2 separate regions of the Mus musculus genome follow, and region 1 is linked to region 2. Evidence: chromatin loops called from intact Hi-C (ENCODE). Cell type or tissue: heart. All regions are shown on one strand. Links, peaks and the distances in the headings refer to the core of each region. The heading gives the core; the rest is flanking DNA.

Evidence for each region. Hi-C counts contacts between places; a loop is a spot of excess contacts. Peaks named below come from ENCODE experiments on the same cell type or tissue, not always from the same donor. Only the 100,000 strongest peaks of a DNase experiment are listed, where the experiment ranks them.
Region 1: it touches region 2 in a loop (2.9-fold over the local background); 2 of 42 quality-filtered maps call a loop at or near these places.

What each region holds. Positions count from the first base shown.
Region 1 is chr14:22,754,666-22,764,355 of GRCm38, reverse strand. The region is part of intron 5 of Lrmda (leucine rich melanocyte differentiation associated); the gene reads right to left. All of the region lies in intron 1 of Gm30926 (a long non-coding RNA gene), which reads left to right. Among named protein-coding and RNA genes, the nearest start is that of Gm30926, 42 kb to the left of the region's middle. In heart, for the core only: no CTCF peak of the experiment used is centred there; DNase peaks (open chromatin) are centred at 3,985 and 4,525; H3K27ac peaks cover 730 bases.
Region 2 is chr14:22,642,480-22,652,169 of GRCm38, reverse strand. The region is part of intron 5 of Lrmda (leucine rich melanocyte differentiation associated); the gene reads right to left. Among named protein-coding and RNA genes, the nearest start is that of 4930405A10Rik, 100 kb to the right of the region's middle. In heart, for the core only: no CTCF peak of the experiment used is centred there; a DNase peak (open chromatin) is centred at 4,019; H3K27ac peaks cover 1,710 bases.

The DNA.
Region 1 (9,690 bases), core at 3,222-5,721, 110 kb before region 2:
CTGAAAAAAAAAAGAAAAAATAGTGATTATTTAGTACTTTGATAAAAATGTTCTTCCACACAGTACTCATGCTCACTGCCTGAATTATCAGGGAATGCTGGTAATACATTACACACTTGACTTTGGTTCATCTTATTATTTTTAAACTTTCTACATACAGTGTATTTACTTAAGTCTGATCTTTGTAAACCAAGCCCTTTCAACCTACGTTTCACGCACTATACAAGAGACTCGCACAAAAAAATTAGAATCCTCTAGAAGGTCCCAACTGAAATAAATCAGAGATGTTGAATGAATATTTATTTTATACACAGAAGAAACTTCCCAGAAAGATAATTTCCATATTGACCCCAAGTTTCTAAATTTTCTAGATAGAGATTTTAGGATGTTTGGTGATATGTAGCCCCTTAGCACCAAAAGATAAAAATAACTTTCCCTGGAGAATCAGCCCTCAACACTATACTCAGTTCAATTTGATCTAAAGTCCTTTTGCAATTCCAGAAAATAAAAGAATCACTTTAGTTCTCTGGACTAAGGCAATCCAACACACAATAGCCTATTTCCAATTAATTTCCCATTAATTATAGCCCCATCCCCTTTAAGAGAGTACGCATAGTTTAATACATCAGGGAAGATTAAAGCTTCAGGTTTTTCTTGGGAGGCCAAAAGAAATTACATGAGAAGTCAACATAATGTAGGTTGGAGCTGGTCATGTGCTACTATAGATCTCTATTAAGTCATTCCCATTGACTGTCCACCTGACGTGGCTACATATTTTATTCATTTGCTTTATAGCCGGTCAGTTGTATCTTAGTAAATTCAATACCCTTCAAACTGAAGTATACTTTATTCTCTCCAATATGTGCCTTTCTGCTATATTCTATTCCATTTGGTATACTTCCCAATCAATTCTTTTCTGAGCCTCATTTCATTCTGCACAATATATCCATTCTTGGGATTTATATCTTTCAGAATGATTTAAATCTATTTTGCTTGACACTGCCTTAAAGCTACTGAATGCACCATCCATTCCCATCCACTGGGCCATGTGGCCTGGCGCACACTCCATCTTCTTGGTTGAGGAAAGACACGCTTTTAGCTTGGTGTGATGTGAAATGATGCTTGCTTTTTATCTATGCTGGCAATGGTCACAGAGTGGGTGAGAAATAAGAGATCTCAGTAGCCATGTATGTGAATGCCAGGGTATGTTAGGAACTCAGTCCTTCCATGGTTAACAGTAGTCTGCTAAATCCAAAGTCATCTTCCAAATCAATGCTCCTGAAGTTTAGGTTATGTCACCAAGAGATGAAACACAACATACAACAAGACCCCCTTGTAAATTATTGCTGGTATAAAGAACAGCTGGGGGTTGCCTTTTTGGTAGCAGTCATTGTGCATCTTACTAGACTTGAGTTGGCTATAGATTTTTATGATCATCCTAAGACTTCAAAAGTTCACTTTGCTCAACAGGATGATTTTATTCTCCATGAAGAAAAGGACAAAAAGGCAGTAAATGTCATACCATTCTAGTGACCTTGTGTGTGTCTTTCCTATCCAACAGAACTTAGAAAGGTATTGGGGAAAAGCCCAGTGGGAAGACAGGTAGAAAGAGAATAACCTGCCTGGTGACCATGAACAGGCAAGTTGGTTTGACAGGGGGACTTAAATAGCAAAAAAGTCTTCTTCATTTATTCAACAACAAAAAAAAAAAAAAAAAAACTGAGGTTAAGGTTCAGAGGACCCCAGTGGGTAGCCTACGGCACCATGGCTATATCCCAAAAGCAAGGAGGAGCCCTAAGGGATTTGTAAAAGGGGGAGTTGACATCATAAAAGTACACTGTGCTTATAAAACAAGTCATAACTTCCTAAAATAAAATGAACTTGAAATAAAGTCATGGTGGTCGGTAACCAAGCTCAGAATGTGGCATTGGTACAGAACACCTTGTTGGGAGTAAAGAATGGACCAAGGAAGAAAGAAAAGGTTTTTTTTTGACAAGCAGAAAAGTGAAACAGCAAATCATGTTGGATGCATATAAAACTGGTGGCATTACAGTATGGACTGTACAGCATAGTAAACACCAGCATGATCAAACACAGCAAAGGAGAGGGTTGGTGGGGTGGGGTGGGAGCTATGTGATTGCAAGGAGAAGGTGACTGTGCTTGGTGTGAGCTAATCACAGCCATCCAAGATTGTAAACCTACAAGTCCCTTGACTCAAAATGAGAACAGTATTTGAACAGGCATTTACTCAAATCGAACAGGAAATTCAAGGAAGATGCCATCTACAGGGAAATTCCAGATCAATATCTATCAAACTTAACACCAAGCAAGGCTGAAGAAGATTAAGGAGTGGGCAACAGACAAAGACATCAAGTTAACAGCAGTAGAAAGGGACCATTCGGCTGGACTCTGGACGCAAGAAGTCACTTACCACATGTCAGTGTTAGAGCAATGAAAAGGGCAGCAGTATGCACAAAGCCCTGGCCTCCATCTCCAGCATATTAAATAGACACACACACACACACACACACACACACACACACAAAATCTAAAACTACATAAAATAAGCATTTTAATGAAAAATATTTTCATATAATATGTTTTGATTATCTTTATCTTTCCCCTCTTCCAATGTCTCCCAGGTCCTCCCAAGATTCTCAACCACTCAGGTCTCTCTCTCTCTCTCTCTCTCTCTCTCTCTCTCTCTCTCTTTCTTCCTTCCAAAGATTTTCACTATATGCCTTTCATCATATTTATAGTCTTACTAATCTACCAAATTCTAGAGACAGAGAGGCAGAGAGACATAGGCAGAGAGACAGAGATCCACTCATCCAAATCGATTAACAGCATATTAACTGCACCAACCCTGAATTCATATCCTAAGAATGGAACATTTTCCTGCACCTTCCTACAGGGTGTCAACTGCCATCCTTGCCTCAAGACTGAGACGTAAATTCAAGAAACCCATGTTCAACTAGCAGGTGAGACTTAAAGGCGAATGTTCACTGAGGTGAAACCGCTTGTCTTTTAGACTCAGGACTGGGAAAACCATTCTGGGTATCAGCTCATGTCAAACCACATCCCAACAGGCTCCCTTGACTCTCAGCTTCATTAAGGTAACTCACAGCAAATGCTCAGAGGCTATGGATTGCCTCCAACTAGTTCCTGGTTACAGACCGTGATGGAATGAGAGACAGACACTTCTTCTAAGTAAGGTCTCATAACTCTACTCTGAACCTGCATCTGCGGCTGGCATCCCAGGTGATTATGTCAAAGTACAGAGGAGGAAGCCACAGCAAAAAAGGTGACAATTTCCATGCCACCAAGTTTTCAAAGAACCACATTCAAGAACTGTTCTGTGCTTCATGCTTTAGTTACAGGAATTTGCGAATCCTCCCAACACCCAACTATAGAAGCCCACACCCCAGCTGTCCAAACCATCAGCATCAAACAAACAGCAGGCTTGCTCATCTCCCCATCAGGACAAAAGCAAGGAGAATTGCCAAATTCGTTCACAAAACATTTAATTTATAACAGTTAAAATCTGGCCTCTGACCAAGTCCAAAAGAAGTATGTCTTATTTCACTCGCTCTTGAATATGTCTCCTTTAGAGATAAATAGCACTGAGTACTGCCAGCTCTCTCCTCAGTTTGGTGTTTTGCTTAGTTGGGCTTGTGACAAGCCAAGAGTTGATGTATCTGCTTGAATGTGTAATTTACCTCTCTGGTCAACTTAGCTTTTTTTTCCTTGACAATATTATGTCAAACAATCACATCACAACTGGCTCTGATCTCTTTGTTGTTAGCTAATAAATTAGAGAGTATTTATTATCTGCAATCCTCTTTTCCTCTTTTAATGGTGACACATTTGTGGTGAATTACAGGGCAGCTTTATAAACTAGGCTTGGGGCCAGTCACAGGCCCTGCATCCATGTGAATGTTCCTTCTCCCGGTTGGCCTCCCAGACTGGTGGTAAATCAAGGCAGCTGCCAAGACACACTCGTTACTGTGCGTCATTGGGGAGAGCAGGAAGCGTTGGGGGTATAATTCTGTCTATCAAACTAATATGTTATATCAGTAGCTTTGTAATCTTCTGCCATAACTTATGGGAAGTGACACCTAAGAATTCACTTTGAAGGCAATGTGTTTCTCAGACTTTAAGCCAAAGCAGACCTGATTCAAGCAACAGTTCTCTGTTTACACGGATGGCTTCCTAGGTCTGGAGAATCAGGTCCCTATCAATGTGGCAAGACTTTACACATCCAGCCACAGGCTCCTTTTCTTGTTTAGAGCACTCCTGGCAGGATTTATAAACCTTTCCAACAGGTTTCTTCTTGTCTTTTCTCTTTGTGACCCTAGCCTTTCACCTTCAGTAGCAAGATGGATAAATGCACTCCTTGAATGTTATCATGACCAAACAGACCTCTCTGATGGGCAGGAAGGAATGGCCACCCCACTTCCCTTCAAACTCTGCCTTGACAAATGTGGGAAACAGCTGTTTGGGACAGAAGAATTCTCCCAGTGATAAGAACAGCAGTGTCAGCTCTGTGTTCTTGTTACTAAACAACCATGTGACACTGAAATGAGGAAGAAGGAAGCCTTAGGCAGACAGCATAGTGCCACAGCCCAGATGTTGGAGCCACCATGCTCTGAACCCCAAATTTTTCCTCTCTGAACTTATCCATGGATTATCCCTGCCACCTTGCCCCCCTTTACCTGCTGGCTGTTTTTCTCAGCTGGCCAATGAGAGAAGCACTTTGGGAGAGATTAAGTAGTTCTCAGAGCTGCCATCTGATGGGAAAAAAAAAAATCTCCAAGAATGGTTCAAAGGAGTTAGACCTCCTCCAGGCACAAAACTAAATATGCACAGTAAAGAAATTTGAAAAATGCCTGTCCTTGCCATCCCGGTCCCTCTGTGATTGATGGCAGAGAGGGCTTGCTATGATCATTTTACTCTGACAGGTCCCAGGCATAAATCCCACAGAGTTGCTGCTCTCCTCTGACAGCCTTCTGAGGGCTCCAGTTAGGAACAGGAAACAGGCCTCTATTTTTTACCCTCGGTGCTCCTTCAGGTGCAAAGAAAAGACAGCATGGAAAAAAAAATTCCTTATCAGAGGGAAAACCAGATTCAAAGCACTCTTCACATTTATTCATCAGAAAGAATGGCCACCAGACAAGAATGGGGCCTCAGCCCCACTTCTTCAAGCTTAAATTTAAACCTTCCAAAGAAAAGCTTTGAAACCTTCTCAGAGTGAGGAATGGACCACCCCCAACACACACACACACACACACACACACACACACACACACACACACACACACACACTCCTTTTCTACTATAGTGTGGCTCTCCAAAGTTCTGTCAGTATTTTTCTTTAAGGTCAGTCTTGAAATCCACTGTGCCTATGTTGTGCCATAAACCCCATTGCTTAAAAATAAAAGTGTGAAGTACATAGATACTCTAATATATTTAATTTACCAGCATTTATTGTGAACTTGCAGTGTGGTGACCTCTGTAAGTCATTGCGCCCACAGAGTCAATGTCACCAGCTTAAATAACCAAAGCCTTGATCAACAGCTGCACACATAAAAAGTGTCTAGGTGATGGTTTGGTTTTTTTTCCCTCAAATTTGTTTTTATCCTGCTGAGCTGTTGGAACATCCAGGAGTCAGAGTATCTTACTATAGGAAGCTAAACAAGGATGGCTCAGGAAGAGATCCCTTGTTAGAAAAACCAGACACAACTGGATTGCAAGGGAAATATATGATTGACCCTAAAAGCAAGAGGGGTTTAAATGAGCCAGGACTCACTCTCAACAGCATTTTGGCTGATCTTATCTAAAAGGCTGCACTGTCACCTAGTAAAGGTAATGAAATGGTCCAACCCAGGCAAATGGTCCAACCCAGGCAAACATCTTTAAAGGAGGAACATTCTGCACTGCCTCTCACACCTTTCTGTAACTGGATCTTTGTCTCTAATTATTCATAATTATCCATCTCCTCATGAATGTGACAGACAACTTTCTCTTGGCTGATGGCTTCCTTCTTAGCACTTGTCCATAAAGAAAGCTGTAAATGAATGAAGCTTTGGCTCAGTGCCACCACCCTACTAAGCCAGGTTTTGGGGACACGGGCTCCAGGGGTGCTCTGCACTACTGTTAAACCATCACAGATACTTGTTGGTCACCAGGGAAAAAAAATGATTCCACGTTGGCATTCTCACTTGAAGTCGTATTGTTAAGTCAGGACTTCGCCTGAGCCTACAGCTAGAGCCTCATTTTCTGGGGTCAATATGTTTACAGCTATACACATGTTAGGGAGGATCCAACTATGCCCGGGGAGTTCTGATAATTGGTGCCTGGGTCGGCCAAGAAAACTCAGTGGGGGAAAAAAAATCAGAAAAGAAAGAACAATTTGCTCATAAAATTAGGGAGGAATAGATCAGCGGTTTTTGTAAAGCCATAAAGCAGCTCAAGGAAGTCTTGAGAAAAACAAACTCCCTAAATCACTCTCTCCCTCACTCTCCTGCTGCTCCAGACAGCAAACAGGATATGCTTCCTTGGAACTGTCTATAAATTTAGGGTGAGAAAAACAAATCAGATCTTGTGGACAGAGCACTAGGCTGCAAGGAACATGGTTAGATTTCCCGTCTACTTGGAGGAAGACACCCAACAGCATTTTCTCATCAAATATTGGTGATAAGAAAGGCATTTAGTGCTCCAGGGGATGGGGTTGCTGTGGGTGGGTGGTATGACATTAAAAAGTTATAGCCAGTGTCCTATAAAACATCGCAGGCCCATCCACACATGCTCGCTCTGTTCTCAAGCCAAGGATAATAGTATTGCAGTGCAGCACCATCAGCATTAGCTGGAGCAGAGATGTCCTTTTGCCAGAGAACTTTAGAAACACAGTTCTTAATCAGTGGAGATGCCATGAACTTCTTTAGGGTGCATAGAAAAAAGCTAAAGCTAGCCTATCATTTCTGAAAATCCAGCTCTCTTGAGGTCGATCTGACCTTACCTTCTTGCCCCAGGTTCTTCCTCCAGTGTCAAGCTACTTCTTGCCAATCTGAACCTAAGAAACTGGGTTACAAAGTACAAAATCAGAAATTAATTGCTGCCCAAACTTGAAGGGACATCTTTTAGGGCATAAAGAGAACATTTGAGTACTCTAAAAAGGGGACTTGATCTTGAGAAAGAAGCCTGGGGTGGGGCAAAGTGTTACCTAGCTATGGCGGAGAACTCAAACTGATTTTGTAGATCAAGGCATCTCAGCCTCCATTTTTAATACTTTGCACTTCATAATTCCTTCCTTCTGAGAACTCTTCTGAGAGCCTTCTGAGAGATCACAGATCCTTAGCTAAAGCCTTGTGTATGAGGTAAGCACACATCTGCTCCAAAAGAATGCACTTTTCAATGTCTTCAAGGGACTGGGAAGAGAGTTCAGCAAGTACCATGCCTGGCACTGAGGCATGTAGACCTGAGCTACAGCATAGCATGCACATTAAAGCTGAGCATGCTGGCACATCTGTTATTTTTGTCATGTGACCCAAAATAGGGGATCCCTGAAAATGTTTGTTCCACTATCAGTGGAATGAGTGAGTAGCAGGTTCAGTGAAAGACTCTGTCTTGGGGGGAAAAAAAAAAAGGTGGATGTCAAAGAAGATGACAATGCAGACCTCTGGCCTGCACATATGCATTCACGCATGCACCTGACTGCACATGCATACACAGGAACACACAAATATCTATAACACAGACATCTTCAGAGATCATTAAATAGACATCAAGGATGTCAAAGGATTTCCCTAGTGGAGAACCATTGCCCTAAACTACTGGGCAAATCCATTCCAGAAACTCTCTGGGCCTGGTTTAAAACAAAACAAAACAAAACAAAACAAAACAAAACAAAACAAAACAAAATGGTTTCCTAAGGATCTGTCCTCATGTGTTCTTTGCCATGATCCGAGAAAACCTGATTCTTCTGCATGTAATAGCAACCTTGTGCTTGGGCTTCTTAGTAAAGGCCAATGTTGGTTCACTGTAAGGTGAACGTTAGATCTGAAAAGTAACTTCTACCATTATACTCAATGAGCTAAGGAAAGAGACAGCATCAAAAGAGTCGAGAGTCATGGTTCACCATGAAGGACAGACCTGTGGAGAGGCTTCTGAGGAGAGACATGGCCACAGAAGAGGCATAGCCACTGTTCTTGGATGCAGGGAGACATGGTAAAGAATCTCTGCTTCTTTCTCCCTTCTTACAAGTAACTTCTCATTCCCATTCTGTGAACTAGTGAACTGTAACTAGATTCTAGTTGGCAGAGGATTCTAACCAATGAGGGCACCTTCTGCGACACACAGAATCATGCAGGAGAGGGCCCAAAAATGCATCCCAGAGCAAGTGAGCAAAGACTCAGTGTGACTGCCATCACACTTGGAAGACGAACTGTCTGCTTAGTGTTTCCTAGCCGATGATGCAGATTTAGATGATCATGGGAACTTCTGGACATAAGGCCTACTTTGCACATATAGGGTCATAGAGATAGACACTGAAGGTTCCAGGGCCTCTCTGCTTCCTTTCGAATGCTCTGTTTCTGGGTCTGCTGAGATGTGGATTTCCTCTGCATGCACTTGCTACCATGAATTTAAAGATGACTTCCCTATCATGAAGGACTGTATCCTCTTAACCTGAGAACCACATAACTTCTTCCTCCCTTAAGTTGATTCTACTGGGTGTCTGGTCACAATAGAAGTAACACATACAACTACCAAGTCCAACTTAAAGGGCAAGCAAACACAGTTTAGACTCCATGGGTAGAAATAGAGAAACACTTAAAATGAGAGTAAGGGAAAAAATAGCTTAAGAGAAAACATTCCCCAAAATATCTTCCAAAAGTTCTCACTCCTCCTCCTCCTCCTCCTCCTCCTCCTCTTCCTCCTCCTCCTCCTCCTCCTGCTCCTCCTCCTCCTCCTCCTGCTCCTCCTCCTCCTCCTGCTCCTCCTCCTCCTCCTCCTGCTCCTCCTCCTCCTCCTCCTCCTCCTTCTCCTGCTCCTCCTCCTCCTCCTCCTCCTCCTCCTCCTCCTCCTGCTCCTCCTCCTCCTCCTCCTCCTCCTCCTCCTCCCCAGGCCAAAGTGAATTTTAAAAAGCCTAGGTTTAAATTGTTACTGAATACTTTTGTAGGATTGAAGTAACATCTGAGATGTGTTGAGAAAAAAATTACAAGGGGTAGGAGTTGCCTATAGCTGTAAAATGAAAGCGCACAAGACTTCACAGCATAGAACAGACATTGTCAAATTTGTTTCATGGGAGTTTTGGTCAGAAAGTAGTGGGCTCCACTCAGGTGGAAAGTCCTCAAGACTCATCTGACATGATCTATGTGTCTACTGTCAGAATCACGTTAGGCTACCTGGTCTGGGGTGGAATGCCTCATCTCTCTACATAGCCATTCCGTGGTGTGAGGAGGGAAAACAGGGTCCAACATGCAAGTGCTCGCTATATTTCTGCAAGTCATGTCCGCTAACACCCTAAGGAGGAAACCATGTCACCAGGTCAAACCCAAAGTTTCTAACCCACAAGGTGGTTAAAAATTTCTACTCATAACAGAGAGAATGTTATGGTCATATTTCAAAGAGACATGCATGTACTCAGATGGAATGTGTCTATATTAAATAGTCAGTCATGTTACGAATGAA
Region 2 (9,690 bases), core at 2,575-5,074:
ATACAGAACTGGAAGCAGGAAGGCTGAGACTCTTCTAGTCTCCCGTCAGGCACTGGGTATTAAGCACCTCACTTACAGTGTGAGTTTTCCAGATTTTCGGTTCTAAATATAAAAGCTTGTAATTCTGTAAAGTCAAGCAAACCTTCCAGAGAACCTGTTTTATTTCTCCTAGTGATTTATTCCTGTATTTTTGTGGCTCTAAGGATTCAACTCATGCAGGCTCGGCAAATATTTTACCACTGAGAGGCTTCTCCAGCTCCATATCAACTTTCTCAAGGAGTGCATTCAAGACCCTGTAGCTATGTTGGCCTCAAAAAGCGGCGGTGGATTGAAATATCAACTCTGCCCAGTTAATCCCCTGAGCGAGCCACTTGCTCCAGCACTCACAGGCACAGGTGTGGGTGCCCCACATTAATCCTGCAGGGCCCAGAGTGGTTCCAGCCCAGTCCAGCTCCAAACACAAACCATGTGCAAAGACTAGCGTGTCAGGAGGCGCTCTCCTCAAGTCCAAACTGGCAGGCCTTGATGCACCAAGGACCTGGAAACATCTGCAGTTTTGTGACTCTTCCCTGTTTCCATTCCCACAAAGCTTCCTGTGCCTGCTCGGATCACAGAAAGGTCGCAGGCTCCATCTGGCTACCCTGCCCCCTCCACTCTCTCCCTCATCGCTCTCATCCCCCCTAAGGACTTTCTGCCCATTTTGTCACTTCCACCTGTTCTGACAGGTTCCCCTGCCTGACCTCAAGATAGCCCTTGGGGACATTAATCATATAACAGCCGGAGCCGTGAAAGAAACAAGGGTTTGGCTGGATACTGTTACCGTCCCTGTCACCTACTAATCATGTCTCATGACTCGGAAGGGCTTAATCAGACGGCCTGCCCTCTCATTAATCATCTAGGCTCACTCAAACTTCACAGAGAGATTAAAGTTTAGTCTCACTGGCTCCCCATGCCTCCTCCCACTGCAAGCTCCTCTAAAAGTTTCACCAGGGGGAGGTCTCAGGTTCCTCCTGCTTTGCCAACTGTCAGGGTGACTGCAAGGGTCTGATGCCTACCAACTGCACGCAGCTACACACACACACACACACACACACACACACACACACAACCCCCCACCCCCCATCTCTTTCTACTTCTCACCTTTCTAACCATCTCACAATTCAGGGACACAAAGCTCAACCTCCCATGAAATGGGAAGTTTGGGGACCATCAGATCTGGGAAGTCAAACAAAAAACCCGGAAGGACGGAGGAGCTCTTGAACCACCTCAAAGAACTAAGGAAAAGGACGTCCCTGTTTTGTCAACAGCAAAGGAAAGTTAAGCAAAATATTTGTCAACGGTTTCTTCAAAGGGGCGGAGGCGCAGGCAGCTGAGTAATGGTTCCCTGGCAGCAAAAGCCCTCCCCACTCAGAAGGCGCCAGCAGCCCCACGTCACCCGCACTTGCCACTATGCTGAAAGGAGAGCTTCCAGTGGGTCAAAAATAGCCTGCATCCTTTACAAATTTGTTTTAGACCAAAATAAAAATGATGGGAAGAACACCCCAGAAATACCTGGTACAAGAGAGCAGAATGCATTGCTGGTTTGTCCCAGTCCCTAGTACCCTCTGGATTGTAACTCTCTGGGCTTCAAAGGGCTGGAGAAACAGGTCCCAGCCAGAGCCTGCAGCAGCAGCTGCCCGCCCCCTCCCACTGTTGGCTTTTTGCTCACTCCGGGTGCTGTTGACTTATGAAGTGCTGTACAATTATGGGCAACAAGGATAATATTTGCCCTCAGAGTCATGAGAGAACAAATATTTTATCAACATCTAAATCATCTCTCATCTGGCAGGAGAGGAGGAGCGCCCGGGCTCAGTGGTACATGCTTAAGCCGACAGAGAGCCGCCTAGGGAATCTACCTGTATCAACTTGACCTAACAGAATCTGGGACTATGCCCATTGCAACCAGCCCTCCCTGAAGATCCACAGTGCCTGTATCCTTCCAGGCACTGCCCACCATCACGTCTTATCCCACAATCACCACCAAGGAAGGTCCTGTCCTGAGGCTGTGTTCATTTCCAGAAATAGGAACTAGACTCCAGGCTTGGGAAGGTGGGAGACTTCTGTAGATATTTTGGGGGGCAATGAGGGCTTGCCCTGTTGTTGTGTTTGTTTCCATTCACCGATCCTCTGTCACTAGTCCAGAAATGACAGTAGGTGGAAACACTATCTTTCATTACACAAAGTATAAATAGTGTAATCTATCAGCGCCGTCAATCACAATGATTGATTACACGCTGTCATAGAGAAGAGTGACATATTAGAAAAGTTTTGTTAACAATGCCTATTGCTAGTCAGCCTGCCACCGAGGCTGGTGATTAATGTGTTGTCAGCCTGTAATCCCACACCCTTGGCTAATGAGGCAGGAATTTATCATCTTTACAGAGTGGCAGATGTCAGGGAGAAAGGAATCCAAGTGCTGGAAACAATATACTTTTTCTTACTAGGCCTGACAAGTCTGACAGGCCGAGAAAAACCACAAAGCAGCTTTGTATAAGCACCAACCTAAAAGAGGAACTTTTCATTTGGCATCTTAGCTTTAAATACTGCTGTAAACCAGCCTCCGTGGCTTTGGGATGGGGTAGGGTGGGGGGGCACGATTAAAAGAGCTCACAATGAGAAGCTCTGTGAACTTTGTACCTCATCCTCACAGCCCCAGACCTGGGAAAAGGTTACCATGGCAAGCAGACAGCTTTCTTCTTTGAGAGAAGCTGGCAAGAACTCTTCACTTTTACCTGTGACCTTGGGGCTGAGGAAGCAGGGGGTAGGGGGGTGGGGGAGCTGGAGCTGAGGGGTAACCTGCTCCCCCATCACCACCTTGTGCTGGCTTTTACCTGGAGACAAGGAGTTGTGTTCGGAAACACTGCTCCGGTTGTTTTGTTTGGTTTTGTTTTGTTTTTTGTTTGGTGGGGGGCGGGAGGCGGTGTTGGGAGGGAGGCAGGAAGCAGGGAGAGATGGGAAGGCATCTTCTTATTGGCCAAGAAAGGCAGCATGGTGGACAGGGAAGATTCCTGACTATGCCTCTCCTCAGATTTCCTCACTTAACTTTAAGGCAGTTTCAGATTGGATTTTCACTCGCTTCCCTACCATCTTTCTTCCATCCCAACATTGGTTTCTCTTTTTCATCGGAGACTAGCAGGCCTCCAAGCCCAAGAACATGTAAGCAGAGACAAGAATGAGAAGAGGCTCCCTGAGACCCTTTTAAGAACCGCTTATTCGCTTTGTGACCTCTCCCTTAATTCTAGTAACTTAAAAGACCCTCTGGGGCACATGCTCAATTGTCTAAGACAGTCCAAGATGCCTATGCGTATTTCAACTTGACCTGACTGTCCACTCTGTCCCAAAGACTGTGTATATCCTACCTACCGTGGAGACGTTCACACTTCCCAGACAACATCAGAGACACTGTTGACTAGAAAATTCAAATGCTACCACCACCACCACCACCACCACCACCACCACCACCACCACCACCACCACCACCACCACCACCATCATGCCCCCCTCTTTCCTGAAGCCTTCTGCCCCTGGTTAAGTTGCAGGAAGAAGTCAAAGGGGAGTGGCCTAAGTCCTCCAGTTTGGAAACTTTGTTCTTCGGGAGCCTAGCCAAAATGTCATGTGTTGCTTATTCTCACGTCAGTTTCCAAGGAAGGGGGCAGATCTTCAGTGGCAACATTCTGACAGATGTAACCCTTTTTCAAACACATACCTCCACTAATGTACACAAATTCGAAGTGTAAAGAATAGGGGTGGGGCTAGGGGGGCAGCAAGGAGAAATGCTCTGCCTTCTGTCAACGGCACCCTAACACCCTCAGGCTAGAACACACAGCAAAGCCCTGGGTAATTTAATCTCCAAAGGCAGCACTCTGGTATTGAAATTGCACTAGGATCTCCAGAGCTGGGCCACACCCAGTACAGTGAGAGATGGCTTTAGCAGGCCAGGAAACCGTAGGCCCAGAAGGAAATAAAGGGTCACACCCAGGCCTTGTGGGTCTTCCCCACCCCTAAGGTGTTGATGGCTGCCAACCTGGGAGAAGTACTTCCCGAGGAACAGCCTGGGGTCAGAGGCTGGACAGTGGGAGGCTCTTTGTGCCTGCCCTCCTTCTCAGGCTCTTTGTGGGGATCAGTGCAAGAGGCAAGCTGAACCGTGATGTTAATCAGGCAGTACTGAGTGAAGGGTGATGAAGGCCGGCGCCAGCTCCACTCTGCCTGTCCAGGCTGTTCTGGCCAGAGATCTCCCTTGGTGATAAGCAAGAGAGCTGTGCAGCTACCCTTAGGCCCCTACCCTATAGTCCCTGATGTGCACACAGTGAGGACACATGGACCCTCCACCCCAGGTCTCATGGCAGAAGCTAGGGCTCCCCTAAACTCCTTATTCACCTCAGCAAGGAGGCAGAACCTCCATCTGGCTTTCCTGCCACCAGCTTCTTCCCCCTCCCACTCCCCTACCCCCGCCTGCACTCCTTCTCGTAGCTTCCATTAATTCTTTCAGCTGGCAATTTCCACCCATCTGACGACAGATTAGAAGTAGAATTCAAAAGGAAAGTCACTTGACCTCCCATAATGTGCTTCTCTTAATTACATTAAAGATTTTCAAATGTGGGCATACTGGCTTTGACAGGTGAAGTTTTAATCAACTTCAGGTGGCTACATTTAACTGCTCCCTGGACTGGAGCCGCAACATTGGCTGCACCCAGGCTATCCAACGTGGTTCTAATTTAAATGACTAATTTTGACACGAGGAAAAGATGAGCCCCCATGGGAACCCCTACCCACATCGGTGGGGGAGATTTTCTAAATTAGAATTAATGCAGCAAGCTGAGGCATGGCTAGAGCTTCTTCTTCTTCTTCTTCTTCTTCTTCTTCTTCTTCTTCTTCTTCTTCTTCTTCTTCTTCTTCTTCTTCTTCTTCTTCTTCTTCTTCTTCTTCTTCTTCTTCTTCTTCTTCTTCTTCATGGTGGGGGTGGCCCAAATAAATAGCATTGATCCTTTGTATATGTCTGCACATAATTACACTAAAGGCTTTCTTGTGTGTTAAATTATACAAACTCTTCAAAAGTGGGTACCTAATGTCTTTTTCTAAAGCTGTGTTATTATTTTGGTCAGAAGTTATTTAAATGAAACAAATGTGATTTACTAAACCCTGACATGTTTGTACAACCGCACAGAATGTGCACGGAGAGCCTCGTGCTTGATGCTCACCCGCACTTTCTTGGTTCTGACGTGGTGGCCTGGAGCTTGATGTTTAGGTGTGCTCGCTTACAGGACAGCTCAGGTTTTACAGCCAAGTCATAGATTACATTGTTCTCTCCCCAAATGCTTTAGTCATTCAGGAGATCACTATTGAGTCTCAGTGTGGTCTAAGCATGACGGTGGGCAGGCAATGGAGGTATAAGATGGGGTGAGGGGGCGGGGCTATGCAGTCCCTGGCTTAAGTTACTTAAAAGATTAGATAAGGAAACACAAGAGCAAAATGACACAGGAAGCACACTTTCCATTACAAAGGCAATGGGATGAAGGAAAAATAAGCATGCTGCTTTGAGTATCCATAGCAGAGCCGAGATCTGATCTTGGAGCAGGAGAAAGACAGGTGAGCTGGGTTCTAAGAGAAAGTATCTCAAGAGTTTCAGGCAGAGAAATAGCAGGGGCAGAGGTCCCTGGGGGTTAGGGAGTAGCATCCAGGGGCTGCAGAGGTGAGGGATTCGTGCCAGGGATAAAAATAGATAAAAATGGATGGCTTGTAGCTAGAGTAGGTGGCAGGAGCACTGCAGGTGCCAGAGGGTGGCACATAATATATTTATACTAAAAGCAAGACTAAGCCTATGCAAGAGTTGAAGCAGAAGGATGCCTTGTTTTGTTTTTTGTTTGTTTGTTTGTTTGTTTTTTTAATTTGGCAAGGAACTATTGAAAGAGGCAGAGGAGGCCATGACAGAGGCAAAGATGATGGAAGTGGGTCTCTTCAGAGGCTTCGTAATGATCCAGGACTTAACCAAAGTCACTCCATAAAGTGGTCTTAACGCTTAGGGTGATGATAAAGAATAGACTGTGTGGCTTGGGGAAAAGGAGAGTGAAGAAAATGGGGTGATGTTGGGATGAACTGACCAGCCCAAATTTTCAACTTACACAGATGAATGAGGTGGCAGAGCTGGCCCCCAAGAGCCCAGGATATATGAAGGCAGACCAGCTGTGAGCATGAAGAATGTCAGGAGTTTGGGAACATGGAGACTTGTCAAGAAGTCTAGGCTGGTCCTTGCGGAGACCAGCTCAGAGGAGGACTCCCTCCTTGACATTTACACGGTTCCCACCAAAACCCTGGACATGAAGGAGACCTCCAACAGGGACAGCACAGTCTGAGGGAAACAGGCACTTGACTCATCATTGAGAGACTTCCACATTCACTGGCATGGGCTGGTTCATGGTTGGGAGGGTACATGTGTCCCAAGAGTCAAGGAAAGAGAGTGGCTCAAGAAGGGTGTGGCCAGGCCTGACATCCCAGCTACCAGGGAGGCTGAGAAAAGGAAGCCCTAAGCCCATTGCTTGCATGGGCTGCAGAGTGAGTTCAAGGACAACATAAGCAACTTAGTGAGTCTCTCTCTGTCTCTAAAAAGAAATCCCCCCCAAAACAAAAATAAACAAACAACAACAAAGAATGTAAAGAGGACTGGGCTGCACATAATTGGTTCAGTGTTTTCTAGAAAGCATGGAGCTTGATATTCAATACCCAGTGATACTGCCTCCATCCCCCAGAAGAAGAGAAGGCTTCCAATGATGCTAAATAGCTAAGAGGGGCACTGAAAGGCATCTTTGGTATAGTAATAGGGACATCCCTGGGAATAATGCTAGCTCAGGAAATAAAGGGGGAGAGGCAGCAAATCCACAGGAAGGCAGACTGGAGTAAGCTACCAATTGAACAGAAGGAAAGAAGAGGGGCATTATGGGAATAGACAGAGCTTTTAAAAAGTCCCACACTAAAGGGGATAGAAGAGGCTGGAGGGAACTCAGTTTAAAGATCAGGCCAAGGGTGATAAGGAAACCTGAATTGTGAGGGAGAGGCGAACTCTGCAGTCTAAAGCAGAAAACTGATGTCATTGATCAGATGGGTGGAGGACCTCATTGTGGACAGGAGGCAGGTTTGACTGATAGAACTGTGTGTTTTACAAAACAGAAGATTTCTCCTGGGGCTGCACCGAACATTTATTTATCAGCAGACCAAAAGATGCCAACAAGAATGGGGGCCTGTTCTACAGAGTGAGTTCCGGGACAGCCAAGGCTACACAGAGGGCATCAAATGATTATCTCCACTTGCATGTGAGGAGGGGAGAAACAGACAGGTCACAGCTATCCATAGGAGAGAGATAGCTGAGAGGATGACCATAGCACTGCCATGTTCCTGGAGCTTATGACTGTTCATCGAGGGAAGGCTATGGCCACTCCTGGGAATAAGAACAAGAACAGGGCAATGTTCTGATGGCCACATTTTTCCATCCTTTCTGTCCTTTCAGTACTAGGCTCCCACTGCTCAAGAAGAAGATGAAATGTATTAAACTATGTCTGGCCTTGTAGGCAATAAAGAGAAAATATATGACTATTATTAGTGTGTGACTCATAGGCATTTGAAGAGATTAAACATATTTTACAAAGAAACGTCACACAGCTGGGCTCAGAGGTAAGGAGCCAGTCAGGGTGGACTTCTAGGAGGAGGCAGGTTAAGTAAGACTTGGACAAGTGCCCAGGAAAGGAGAAGCTATGGAGTCCTACTTCACACCTACACCACTCATATATTTTTCTTGCCAATAATATTTCACTGAAGAAAGATAAGAAAATTCAAGGAAAACATGAAGAAAATACTATTCACCTGCAAGGGCACTGTGGTGGTTTGCATGAAAATGTCCCCTATGAGTTCATACATTTGATTACTTTGTCTACAGTTGATAGAACTCTTTAGGACGGATTAGGTGGTGTGGCCTTCTTGGAAGAAATGTCACTAGGCTTGGAGATTTCCAACGTCCATATTTATTCTCAACAAGCTCTCTCTTCCTCCTACTTGTAGAAAAGAATGTCGGCTCTCAGCTATTGCCCCAGTGCCACGCGATGCGTGCTGTCTTGTTCCCTAGCACAATCGTCATAGACTAATCCTCTGAAACTGTAAGCTCCAAATGAAGCATTTTCTTTGGTAATTTGCCTTGGTCAGCCTGTGTCATCACAGTAATATTTGAAAACACACACATGCCCACACATACACACTTTTGTGCATACATCCAGATGGGACATGAGACTATATTTACTAGTCTGGGATTTTCTTGTGATTTTTCTGCTTTGAATATTAAGAGTAATTTATGTTACGTTCATACATAATTAGAAATAAAATTGCCACACAACTCAATCAGTGACAGCTACATCTAGTCGGGACATGGGTGGGGCCTGGGCCAGGTGTCCCAGTGACTTTCTCATGACAGATGTGTTGATGGAAGGCTAGGATCAGAGGTCTATTACCACAGAATGCCTTTCTTGGCTCCAGCAAGCTCTCATCTGACCCTGAGAGTCAGAGGAACGTGCCTCTTGACCACAAAGACGAGCTTTGGCTAAAACTTTCCTCTACAGTTGCTTTAAATATCACAGTAGTTTGCCTTCTCATGCTGAGTACTGGCACTGCACTCAAGATAAAGACTTTATGATTTTGGCTTACCTTCTAGAAAAGAATCTTTTCTTCCAAGGAGAGAAATATCCAAATATAAGATGCCAGTAGTAACCATGAGTAACAGAAATTTTTATACAAGGAATCTTAAAAAGAAACAAAAGCTCAAAGCTCTAACCTGCAGTGGCAGCACACACCTGTAATCCAAGCACCAGGGAGACTGAGATACAAAGTCTGCCATAAGTTTAAAGCTAGCCTAGGGTACATAGTGAATATCGGGTCAGCCTGGGCTACAGAGAGTGAGCATTCTAAAATGAGAAACACAAACAAACAAACAAACAAACAAACAACCCATTTGTGATGTGTTATGGGAAGTTTGCTTCCCCAAAGATATGTTTGCTAAGGAATTAGCAAGCCATGTGTGCTGGTACCAGTCTCCCATAATCCCAGCAGATATACTTGCAACAACCCTATGTATAAAAATGAAAGTGTTCCTCTGCTTACAGCGAGAGGTCTGGAGCACCAGAAGCCAGTGCTCTCTGAAAACCAAGGGTGGGGGTGAGGAACCATGCCTTGGATGGATCAGACTTAAACCGAACCTTGAAAGAACACTGCGGAAGCTTGGTTTGGTGGCATGTGGCTGGAGTTTCAGTGCTTAAGAGGATGAGGCAGGAAGATTGGCATAAATCTGAGGACAGCCTGTGATGCCTAGGAAGATGCCATCTCAAAAGCAAACAAATAAAAACAAAACATCACACATAAATAAATATATAAATAAATAAATATGTAAATATGTAAATCTGTATGCAAGGGTAGGAGCAGGGTATCCAACAGGCATGGTAAGGCATTCACACCCCCTAGTGCAGAAGGACCAGGGAGAGGCTGTTAACAGAGACAAAGAGAATTGCAATAGAGGAAGACCCATCTTGATCTTCTCCCAGAGGGACAAGGGGTGAGCACAGATCCAAGGAGTGATTCCAATGCATTCCAGAAACAGTAAGACAAGTGTTGGGCCAACTC